2 separate regions of the Mus musculus genome follow, and region 1 is linked to region 2. Evidence: chromatin loops called from intact Hi-C (ENCODE). Cell type or tissue: gastrocnemius. All regions are shown on one strand. Each heading gives the region's core, and the rest is flanking DNA. Links, peaks and the distances in the headings are about the cores only.

Region 1 (5,387 bases), core at 137-5,136, 390 kb before region 2:
GTGTTCCTGACTAGGGATAGTTGATTAGAGAATAGCATTTGAGACAGGTGCTTTGTGCTTTGTGTCAAGGAATTAACACCTCTGGATCCTGCGTTATGTGGCTGTGGGCCAGCAACCTTTGCCTTATCTGTTAAATCCTTTGCTTATTTTAAAACATGTTTGATAGCTTCATCATTTCTAGGATAGATTTTAGCTGAGTTCATCACCATTTTCCTCTCTGTAACCTACTCCACTGCTGAAATCTGTATTTCTAATATGTTTCTCTCCAACTTTAATCACACCTACAGGTGTGTGGTGTATGTGATGTGTGTGTGCACATGAGAGAGAGAGAGAGAGAGAGAGAGAGAGAGAGAGAGAGAGAGAGACAGACAGACAGACAGACAGACAGACAGACAGTTAGTTTAGTTAACTTCTTGCTCAAGGTTACTTTCTGGATTAGGGCTACACTACTTAAAAAAATGTCACTCCTCCCCCAATAGTCTTATTTACCATAGTCCCGCAGGGAGGGGGGTGGGGCCTTATAAGCTCCTCCACCATCCTTTTCAGTATTGATTTTAACAACTTGTTAGTAATGCTAGTAATCCTATGTAATATATTCAGTATTTCCCCAGTTTTCCATTATGAATTTTCTTTATATGAAAATTCCATGTTCCTATATGTCAAAGGAACATGGAATTGTCTTATGTGTGTTTCGGCTTTGAGCTGTAGTAGATGTCTATTGCTGATTCATTATTGTTGAACTCATAGCATGGTGAGTCAGCCTGAGCGTGCTGTGTCTGTAATGCATCACAGCCTTGCTGTTCTAGGAGCACTGGCAAAGCTACAGCAGTGTCTTTGGAGGTCTTTACACATTGGAATCATCAAGGAAACCCCCAGGAGAAAAGTGTAGCAAGAAAGCTTGTGAAAAGGATACTTGTTTACCGTTTCATAATCTTTGTAACATTGGGGGCCGAAACTTTCCGTGTTTCCTGTGTTGGCAAAGAATGGGCTGTGTATTGTACAAAGAAGTACCTCAACCAGAAGGCAACACAGTTTCGTTCTGGAAAAAAGGGTGTGCCACCACCCACACTGAGCAAGCAGCATACTCGGACAGGAAGGTCACTTAGCTTTGCTTCTGACACAGGTGGTGGGTGACTGTGTTTCCCACTGATGGGAGCTGGGATCTCAATCTGTCATGTGGCTTCATGGTAATTGGTTTGAAGGAAGTGAAGGAAAGGCAGAGAGGCTAGCCACCTTTGATAGAAAAAAAGTTTCATTCAATTGTATATGAACTAAGTAAAGGGACAGCTTTGTTTGACCTCAGTTGGGAACTTTATTTTGCTCAGAGATGACTAAAAATGAACCATGAGATTTGATCTTGGAACTGTCAGTAAACTTACAAACCAGGAACTTGTTCATAAGAATGGGGTGCATTGTATACCACTGTAAGAGTTACATAGCCCAAGTCACCTTCCTTTCAAAGGACCACCTCTCCTAGTCCTCTCTCCCTCCATATATGTGGATGTCGAGGCAGGATGCTGATAAGGGAAGTCAGGGGGGTTGTGGTGAGCTCATTTTTGTGGTGTCTTATGACCTCAGTTTTATGAAGACTACCAAAAAGTTCTCATATGCTTTCTACTATTTTCCAGAGGACTTAACTTATTAATTGCATATAAGTATAAAACATTTAAATATATAAGCATAAATATATTTCCATATATTTATATATATCACACACAGTAAAGGGGCTCATTATTGTTTCATACATACACATGATGTCTAATGTGTTTGGATCTTAGCTACCTTTCTGTCCCCTTCTCTCACATTGATTCTCTTTATCTTCCCAGTCAGGCTTCCTTTTAGTTAACGTGTGTTCGTTTTTATGCATGATGACTTAATGAGCTTGCTTAGGGTTGATCACCTGAACATGCGCGGGGTTTATTTCCTGGTGCATGGCATGACCTGTACCACTGAAGTAAATGTCTTACTCTTTCCCAGGTACCACCAACTGCCAGTAAATCCTCATGGAGGGCTGGGATCTCTTGAGTCCCTCCCTACACCATACGAGATTATCTTATGCAACTACGTGTTGTATATAGTTGCCATTGTGTGAGTTTATGAGTACAAGTCCTGTGCCCAGGAGACAAAATTGCACAGCAACTCACCCATTGCTCTGGCTCTTATATTCTTTTTAAAATTTCACGTGTTTTGATACAAATGAGTGTTTTGTGGATGTATGAACAACACTTGCCTGCAGTACCCAACCAGGCCAGAAGAGGGCATCAGATCTCCTGAGCCAGGAGTTATAGATGGTTGTGAGCTGCCATGTGAGCCTGGGTATGGAATTTGGGGCCTTGAAAGAGCCATCTCTCCAGCCCCTGACTCTGATATTCTCTTTGCCCCTGTCTGTGATACACCCTGAGCCATGAGGGCTTGGTATAGCTATCACCTTAGGGGTGAATCTCCAGCTGCCCCTTAGTCTCAGCAAGCTCACCGGTCGGTTATGGCTCTATGTTTGTGCACTGCCCACTGCAGAGAGAAGCTTCTCTGACCAGAGCAGACAACAGCACTAACCTATGAAGAGAAAATAACATTCAGAGGGCAGGCTGGTGGCCTGAGTTAGCTCCCCACTAGGCAGAGCAGCAGAAGCCACTGGCAGTCTGTCCATTGGATTCTTGAAACCCTGCTCTTGGTTTAGTTAGGCTGAGCGATCATCTGGACCCTCACTGAAGAAGTCCTGGTCCATCTCGGGAGGCTGAGGAGGGAGAGCTTGGGCATTGCCTTAGACAGTGCAGGTGGTGAATTGATGAGCAGTGAGGTGGGAGATTTCAGGGTCTCCGCATAACCCTCGCTGTGTGTACTGGCTGGTTTTGTGTCAACTCGACACAGCTGGAGTTATCACAGAGAAAGGAGCTTCAGTTGGGGAAATGCCTCCATGAGATCCAGCTGTGGGGTATTTTCTCAATTAGTGACCAAGGGAAAAGGCCCCTTGTGGGTAGGACCATCTCTGGGCTGGTAGTCTTGGGTTCTATAAGAGAGCAGGCTAAGCAAGCCAGGGGAAGCAAGCCAGTAAAGAGCATCTCTCCATGGCCTCTGCATCAGCTCCTGCTTCCTGACCTGCTTGAGTTCCTGTCCTGACTTCCTTTGGTGATGAATAGCAGTGTGGAAGTGTAAGCTGAATAAACCCTTTCCTCCCCAACTTGCATCTTGGTCATGATGTTTTGTCCAGGAATAGAAACCCTAACTAAGACACTGCTTCTGTGGAGACGGAGCAATGTGTATGGGTGCACTGGGCTGATGAGACTTAAGGAAGACCAGAGTAGTTACTGGTGACAGCAGGCGAGGAAGCCTGGTTCAGACACAGCGTTGTGTCTGGAACAGATGCGTTAGAATTCTGCATCTGCCGCACTTGGCCCGTTCATCTGTATAATAGCACCCATCTCTCAGTGGTAGTGAGGGCCATTTGTTGCCACGGTAGAAGCTCAGTGGGTCTTAATTGCTACCAGAAAACTGCCAGCAAGAGTGGTTCTGAGACTTTACAGGAATGCACTGGGCTTGGTTGATGGGGTATGCGGTGAGGTGTGAGTAGTGGCAGTTCTGAGGAACATCAGTTTTGGAAAGGCTTGCAGGTTCCCGTGGGAAGATTTTGGATTCTTTCACTGTATTATTTCCTTGGGGCAAAGATGTGGTAAGTCACTATAGGACAACCAGTTAAAGATTGGTGGCTTCTTTTGTTCATTTAATGCCTGCATTTGCGAACTAAAGGATGCCAAGGAGCCTGGTGTCTGGTAGTTTTACAGTTGCCAGTGTTTTCCAGTACACTTGCTTCTAATCCTGGCTATTCAGGCTGGTAGTATACAGCACAACCGCTACATTGTAGCCATTTAACTCGGTACAAAACACCACAATGCTTTTTAAAAAGTGAATATTTTATGTTACTTAATGTTACACTTATTAGTTAACGTTTCTTCACAAGTTCTAAATGCAAAGGTGATAGGACTAATTCAAGTTCCAGGGATAGGGACAGACTGAAGGGGAAGGCTTGGATGAGTTCTCACTGTGCCCTTATTTAAACAGTTTAGTATTTTAATTTAAGGGTATATAGTAAAATCTTTTCCAAATGTTGAACTCTGTTAACACAAATGCTGTAAATTTTCTGATTTAATTGAAACAAAGGACCTTGCTGTGTCAGCAGAAAGAGAAGAAGATCTTAGGGTTGCTCTGATCCAAGCATCGAATCATGGAAATACACAGAAAAATTGGTTATCACTACTGATACTGACGTTAATTTTCTATGCCCAATGGTCTATTTAGAATAGGCTCCTAGCTTCTAAGATAAAGAGATTCCAAGGACCAAAATATATCACATAGTCTTTTCAAAACTACAGAAATGGTGGTTTTATTTTATTGTTTCCATCGGAAAACCATGGTTTTATGAGTATGATGCTATAACATTCTGGCTTATTTATTCAAGTTGTCATTTTAAAAGGCCACACAATAATGTATTTTCTACCATTTATGTTGATGGAATTGCTCAGGGCAACCATTTCCTTCCTGAGGACAAAGACACCTCATTTGCTCTGAGTTCTGGATCCTTTTCAGCATACAGTAAGATGTAGTAATGCATTCCTTTTCTTAGATGTGCTTGTGCTATGGAGGGTCATGAGCACCACTTTTAAACGTCTGTATTATTTTGATTTTTAAAATACATGCCATAATGTTTGAGACATCTTGGCCCCAAGGTATACACAAGAAACAAAAGTTCTCTGGCCCCGATTTAGCATGGTGAATTTCCATGACAACCGGTACTTAATGTAATATAGTGGTGCGGCTGCCTGTGCATCCATATGTGTGAGAGGTGTGTGTCTCTCACGCACACACATGTATAGGGAATGGAGAAGGAGAAAAGTAAACACATTCAGCCTGTGGCCAGTTAGGATGGGGAGGGGCAGGTAAGGGACCTCATCGATGAAGGCCATGGCCATGATCAGGGAATGAGGAGGAAGAGCGGTCAGTGGTCAGTGTGGGGCCAGGAACACAGATGTTGTTACAGGTGCTGGATACTGCTCTCAGGAGCAGCCGGGAGTGATGGGGAGTTGGCACTATTAGGGGACCATCTAATATCATCCAAAATAAAGAAAGAAACCCAGTCTCAGACAAGAAAAAGAACATTCTTCTCTAGCATTTTCAAAGCTTTCAGACTCCCTTATTTTTAAGGGGTTGAATAGGTAGAAAGCCTTGTCCGTCTGCACATGAACACTCAGAAATTAAATATTTTTATTCCTAAAAGGTAACTAAGGTTTCACTTCATGTTTCCTACTTCTGGAAATGCTGCTAAGTATTTATGTGTGTGTGTGTGTGTGTGTGTGTGTGTGTGTGTTGTATTTTAATTTTCATGTCTTTGAGAT
Region 2 (5,387 bases), core at 73-5,072:
AGCATTTTCTGAGCTTTGCAGATGGGAAAGTGTCAGCTTGTAGATCTAAGTGATTTGGCCCCTCTCGCAGTGAGGCCAGGCAGGGCTGGGAATAAGTTGCTTCATTGGAAAGGCTTAGAGGTTGAATTCAACTTCCATATTCTCTCTCTGAATCAATATTGCACTGCTTCCCTTTAATGAAAGTGCTTCTTCCTCCTATAAAATAATAATGGATGGTGCCTTTGCCTGTGAGTATGTGACCACCAGATATCGCTGTTCCTAAGAATATATAACCACTGCACTTCAAAGGGGGCTCGGAAATTGTCATATCTGACCTCCTCATTGTGGCGGAATAATTCACTTGCTCACCATGAACACAGGCTCACTGATGCCAGAGTACAAATTTGAGCACTCGCTCACTTATCTTTAGACCCGTTGCCCAACTGAGTTTCAGCACAATCTTCACATGGTCTCCTACTGACTCCTTTTCTATGGAACTCGAGAGAGAGGCATAGACTGAAAGGGGGCCGTGCTGGAACTCTCCACAAAAGCCGTCACCTCCAGCAATTCATCTGGCTCTTGAATCTCCTGTGCAGCCTTTCTGTTCAGAGACTGCCCAGACTGTGACTGAACAAAACCAGTCATCAAAAAGCCACCACGGCTAGGCAGCCCGTGCCGCCTCTCTAGCCTTCTCCTACAACATCCATCAAACTGCTGTCCCTGCGCCACTCACCCCAGTTCCCCCCTCAGCACCTGCAAGATGCCTTCTATTTGCTCTTTCTGAGAATCTTTATTGCCGTCAACTTAATATTCTTTCAGTAGATGGTTATGAAATTCCATTTATAAGAGCCTCAGACAGTGAAATGATGAACAGAGAGAATAATTAACAAAAGAAACTGCTTTATAAAAAGGTGACAAGGGCTTTAGTAAACATGTGTGATATTGGGGAAGAGGGGAAGTTTACTACTTATTATTGATAAGCCCTGAGGACACAAAACAATATTCCTTGCACTTCAGAAAATTTGTAATAAAATCAAAAGACAGAATAAATGATGTGCAGGCTGGCTCCATCTCAGAATGGATGGTTAGGAGCTGTGAGAATGTGGTGCTCCACTGTGTTACAAGATGCTGCTATACAGAAACAGAATAGTAATAAATTCAGTCATTTATAAGAGCAGAGCCGCTGATGTTACAGCAGCGGTAGGGGCGGGCATCAATACAACATGGCTCCCTGTGCACACAGTGGCTCCTGAATATCAGCTCCCTGTCCCTGTAGAGCACCACTCAGAGTAGAGCCAAAAGGATCTGCCTGCCCCACATGCTGCCTTATGACTTAATGTGCCAGGAAGGAACTGTGTGGCCCTGAAACATATGCACACACATGCTAAACTGTATTAAACACCACAGAAGAGCAGATTGCCATGGGTCTGAATATTATGAGACAAATGCGATTTTTAAAAGGGTCAGAAAAAAAGTCTCTTTGAGGACTGACGTTTCCTGTGAGACCCTAAAGGACATGCAGCAAGGAGAGAGAGAGAGAGAGAGAGAGAGAGAGAGAGAGAGAGAACGCGAGCGTGCTCGTCTCCAGGGGAAAACACAAATGCAGAAAGGTGGGAATGAGTTTCATGTACTCTGGAAGCCTCAAGGAGCGAGTAGCAATCCTTAAGATGGCCAGAAGAAGGGAGCAGAGGAGAGGCCCCGCTCACCCACAGACCAAGGACAGCTTGGTGCTTAAACTCAATGCAATATGAAGTGAAAGATGTGAGCCGAGGAGACGCCTCTGCTGGGTGTGTGGGAGCTGGAGAGCAAGGGCTGTGAGAAGTCAGCTCCTGCCAAGATGCTCAGGACATGCACTGGACCGGGCTGTGTTCCAGAATGAAAATCTTAGTTCTAGGCTGTTCCTTTTTTGATTATTGGACAAATTTTATGTATGTATCTTCAATTAGAAAATGTAAGGCTGTTGCTGTTATTTCATCTCTTTCCCCTTCCTGAAACACATATCTCCCACTCAAAATATTAAGTCTTTTAGTATAAAATGTCCATGGCTCAGTAACCACAGTTGACTCTTCTACAAGTCTTGAATGTTTGCATGTGGGCTGGGTTTTGTTTGGGTCTTACTGCCATCTGGTGGCTGTGAAGATGTTTGTTTGTTTGTTTGTTTGTTTGCTGAACAGGATGCTTTCCAAACGGTGAAGGAGAGATGTTGCTGATTCTGGAATGGAGAACTTCTGGGTTACATGTATTTGTTTCCTACAATAAGCCAGGCTTTGTTACCCCCTCTCTTCTCCATATATAATTATCTAGGGTTTCAGTGATCTCTCTGTTTTACGTTTCTCCTGTCCCTGAGGCTTCCATTAGGAGATCTGCTCCTGGATGCAGAATGAGGCAGATGCAAGTGCCTGGGAGAGCAGGGAAGAACATGAAACCCAGCCACACTCTGTTCTAAGTTACAGGCAGAAGGGTTACAGCCGCTCAAGGACAGGCATCTTTCTCCCAGTTTACAGCCCTGATGTCTCCGTACAATGACTTCCTTGCAAAACCCAGACCTTTATTGTCCCCCTAAGGCTTCTGGTTTTAGGATTAGCCTATGATATAGTCTTCTTTTACAAGACCCAGCAAGATCCCGGGAGCAAAATCCATGCTGATTTATGTGTTTGGCTTAGTACTGTTAACCAGGGGTTTGCATGGACTGTTGCAATAATGAATGTTCTTTAGGAAATAGAACTGGGAATGTGTGCCTCTGTGTTGCCCTCTTCCAGCTTACTAGAATACATTTTCTTCATTGTAAATCTCTTCTTCTTCCAAGGTCTCAAGCCACTCGTTTCCGCTGGCATCAGCCAGCGCCTTTTGACAAGCAGCAGACCTGGGCAATAGATAATGTCTATATTGGGGATGGTTGCCTAGACATGTGCAGTGGCCACGGGAGATGCGTCCAGGGAAGCTGTGTGTAAGTCGGAATATTTCTACTGTCTAAATATCTTGGCTTATTCCATCCAGGGCCTTTCTAGAACTGGTTTTGTCGTCATTCCCCAAGTGATTAGCTTTTTCATTTTCCTGACACACAGTACTGAGCTAAGAGTTGAACTGACAGTCAGTGTAACTACTTTCCTTTAGTGATCAGCACCTGAGCAACAGCCACATTGTCAAGAGAAAGCTGAACTGTAATTGACAATATTCATTTTTCTTCTGTTTCTGTGATGCATTTGAACCTTGAAAAATATAATAGAAAAGTTTCAGGAGTTCAATAAATTCTCATCAAAAATAATATATTAAGTCTGGATAGAAGTAAGAACATGCATTTGTTGGGATGTAGTTGATAACTCTAATGTTGTTTTTATATAATAAACATATATCAGATACAAACATATCTGATCAATTTATGAAGCATATTTCACGGAGAACCCTCCATAGCATTCTCATAGATCTTTAGCAACTTTGGGGAAATCTACATTTTAAGCATTTGGATAGACACGTATACAAACACATACACACACACACATACACACGTACTACAGCCTTTTATGTTTCATTTTCTAAAATTGTGCTGTTTGGTTGAGTGTACGGATGCTAATAGAGAATGCATATGATCTTTTCGACTAATCTTCTATAGACATGGAAAAATCCGGCCCTTGATCACTGATTGTATTCCATATCCAGGATGACTCTGAAGAGCCCTGGGCAGCATCCCTGAACAGAGAGCTGAGAACTCTGTCCAGGGATGGCAATGATTATCCAAAGCATGGCTGCTGTTTAGCACACAGCCACTTGGTTCTTAAATCACTGCAAACTCCTATGAAAGAGACCAATTCCATACATTATTATCCCCGGAAATGTGGTTGGGCGACTGCTGTCCTGTTCACATTTAGTACGTTGTTTAAACTTGTTTCTTTCCCTCCACCAAGCCTGGAGGAGGTTAATTCAACCTACAGTGTTGTTAAAGAAAGCAGGTGATCTTTAGCAAAGAGCTGCAACTCTAAAGAGTAGTAACCTTTCCGGTCTTACAATCCTAAAAAGTCCGGGTCTTTTCCTAAAAATGTTGGCTTCCATAACATGGGAATACTCATGGGCTTTCTCTGATGTTGACTCTGCCTTTCTCTTTCTCCACATCCAGCTGTGATGAACAGTGGGGAGGCCTGTACTGTGATGAGCCTGAGACCTCCCTTCCCACCCAGCTCAAAGACAACTTCAACCGAGCCCCCTCCAACCAGAACTGGCTGACTGTGAGCGGTGGGAAGCTGAGTACAGTGTGTGGGGCTGTGGCTTCCGGCCTGGCTCTCCATTTCAGTGGGGTAAGGGCTGGGCTAATGGTTTCCCTTCTGTCAACCCTCTAAGCTCCTCACAAGTCCCATGAGTTCCTTTTAAAGTGTAATCAGCCAATCAAGATGCAGTTACCCTCAATGCTTAGTCATGATCCAAACTTTGAACTTTACACAAATCAGACAGCATTGAACATTTCCGGTATTTTCCTACCAAATATTTGAGACTATTTAAAGACTCAGCTGGGGTCAGCATGGGGACTATTTAAGAACACATCTTTAAAGGACTTACATAGATTTCCATCCTGAGAAAGGGGCACCTGTGCAGTATGTGTGTTGGGGTTAAGGGGGGTTCTAACTGGATCAAGCTATAATTGAAAACACTTGTGCTCACCACACATTTGGGATTAAAGAGTAAAAATGTAGGAAATGAACTTCAGTGTTTCTTGAATGTATTAACAACTTTTATATAAATCATTCCAGGAAGAGTAATTAGTAATTATCAATTATTACTGAACATTTGTATTTGGAGCATATTATTTTGTATGTGGCAGAAGCAATATTTAAAAACTTTCTTTTGGAAAAATTATATTCATTCTATCTTGCTGCTAAATTTTACCTTTTTAACAGCAAAATATCTCTAGTACATTGATTAGATAGGCAAATTCATTTTTTAAAAAAATAACCAATTCACACTCAACTCTTTATTTTAACTATACTCTATCACAGAGTTTATATTGGTGCCAAAGAAGTAGTCCTACATTATTTATATCTAATACTCTACCCAGGAGTAACAAAGCATATACATATATATATATATATATATATATATATATATATATATATGTATATACATATATATATATATACTTTGATATATATGATATATGATGATATATATCATAATGATTTTTTTATAATTGACAACACTAGAATTCAAGATACTCTTCTACCTCAGGTAGAAGTGGGAGTGGCCCAGATGTCCACATATGTTCAACTGACAAATACCTACTTATCAAGATTAGTTTATAATTAATATAAATGACATTAGCTCTGATTATTTAAATGAATGGCATTTGGGGCTGGGGAGCGATGCCTCAGTCAGTAAGTGCCTGTATGCATAAAGACTTGGATCCCAATATCCATGTAAAA

The links. A loop is a pair of places that touch in the nucleus more often than their neighbours do. Peaks named below come from ENCODE experiments on the same cell type or tissue, not always from the same donor. Only the 100,000 strongest peaks of a DNase experiment are listed, where the experiment ranks them.
Region 1: a loop joins it to region 2, with 5 times the contacts of the local background. A loop is called at or near these places in 3 of 42 quality-filtered maps.

The regions. Positions count from the first base shown.
Region 1 is chr5:22,324,262-22,329,648 of GRCm38, reverse strand. All of the region lies in intron 1 of Reln (reelin), which reads left to right. Among named protein-coding and RNA genes, the nearest start is that of Reln, 18 kb to the left of the region's middle. In gastrocnemius, for the core only: a CTCF peak has its summit at 2,242 (motif pointing right); DNase peaks (open chromatin) are centred at 2,253 and 3,426.
Region 2 is chr5:21,930,239-21,935,625 of GRCm38, reverse strand. Reln (reelin) reads left to right here. Exons shown (of 65, transcript NM_011261.2): 47 at 2,786-2,926; 48 at 4,091-4,268. Among named protein-coding and RNA genes, the nearest start is that of Slc26a5, 67 kb to the right of the region's middle. In gastrocnemius, for the core only: a CTCF peak has its summit at 2,108 (motif pointing left); DNase peaks (open chromatin) are centred at 572, 1,250, 1,767 and 2,082.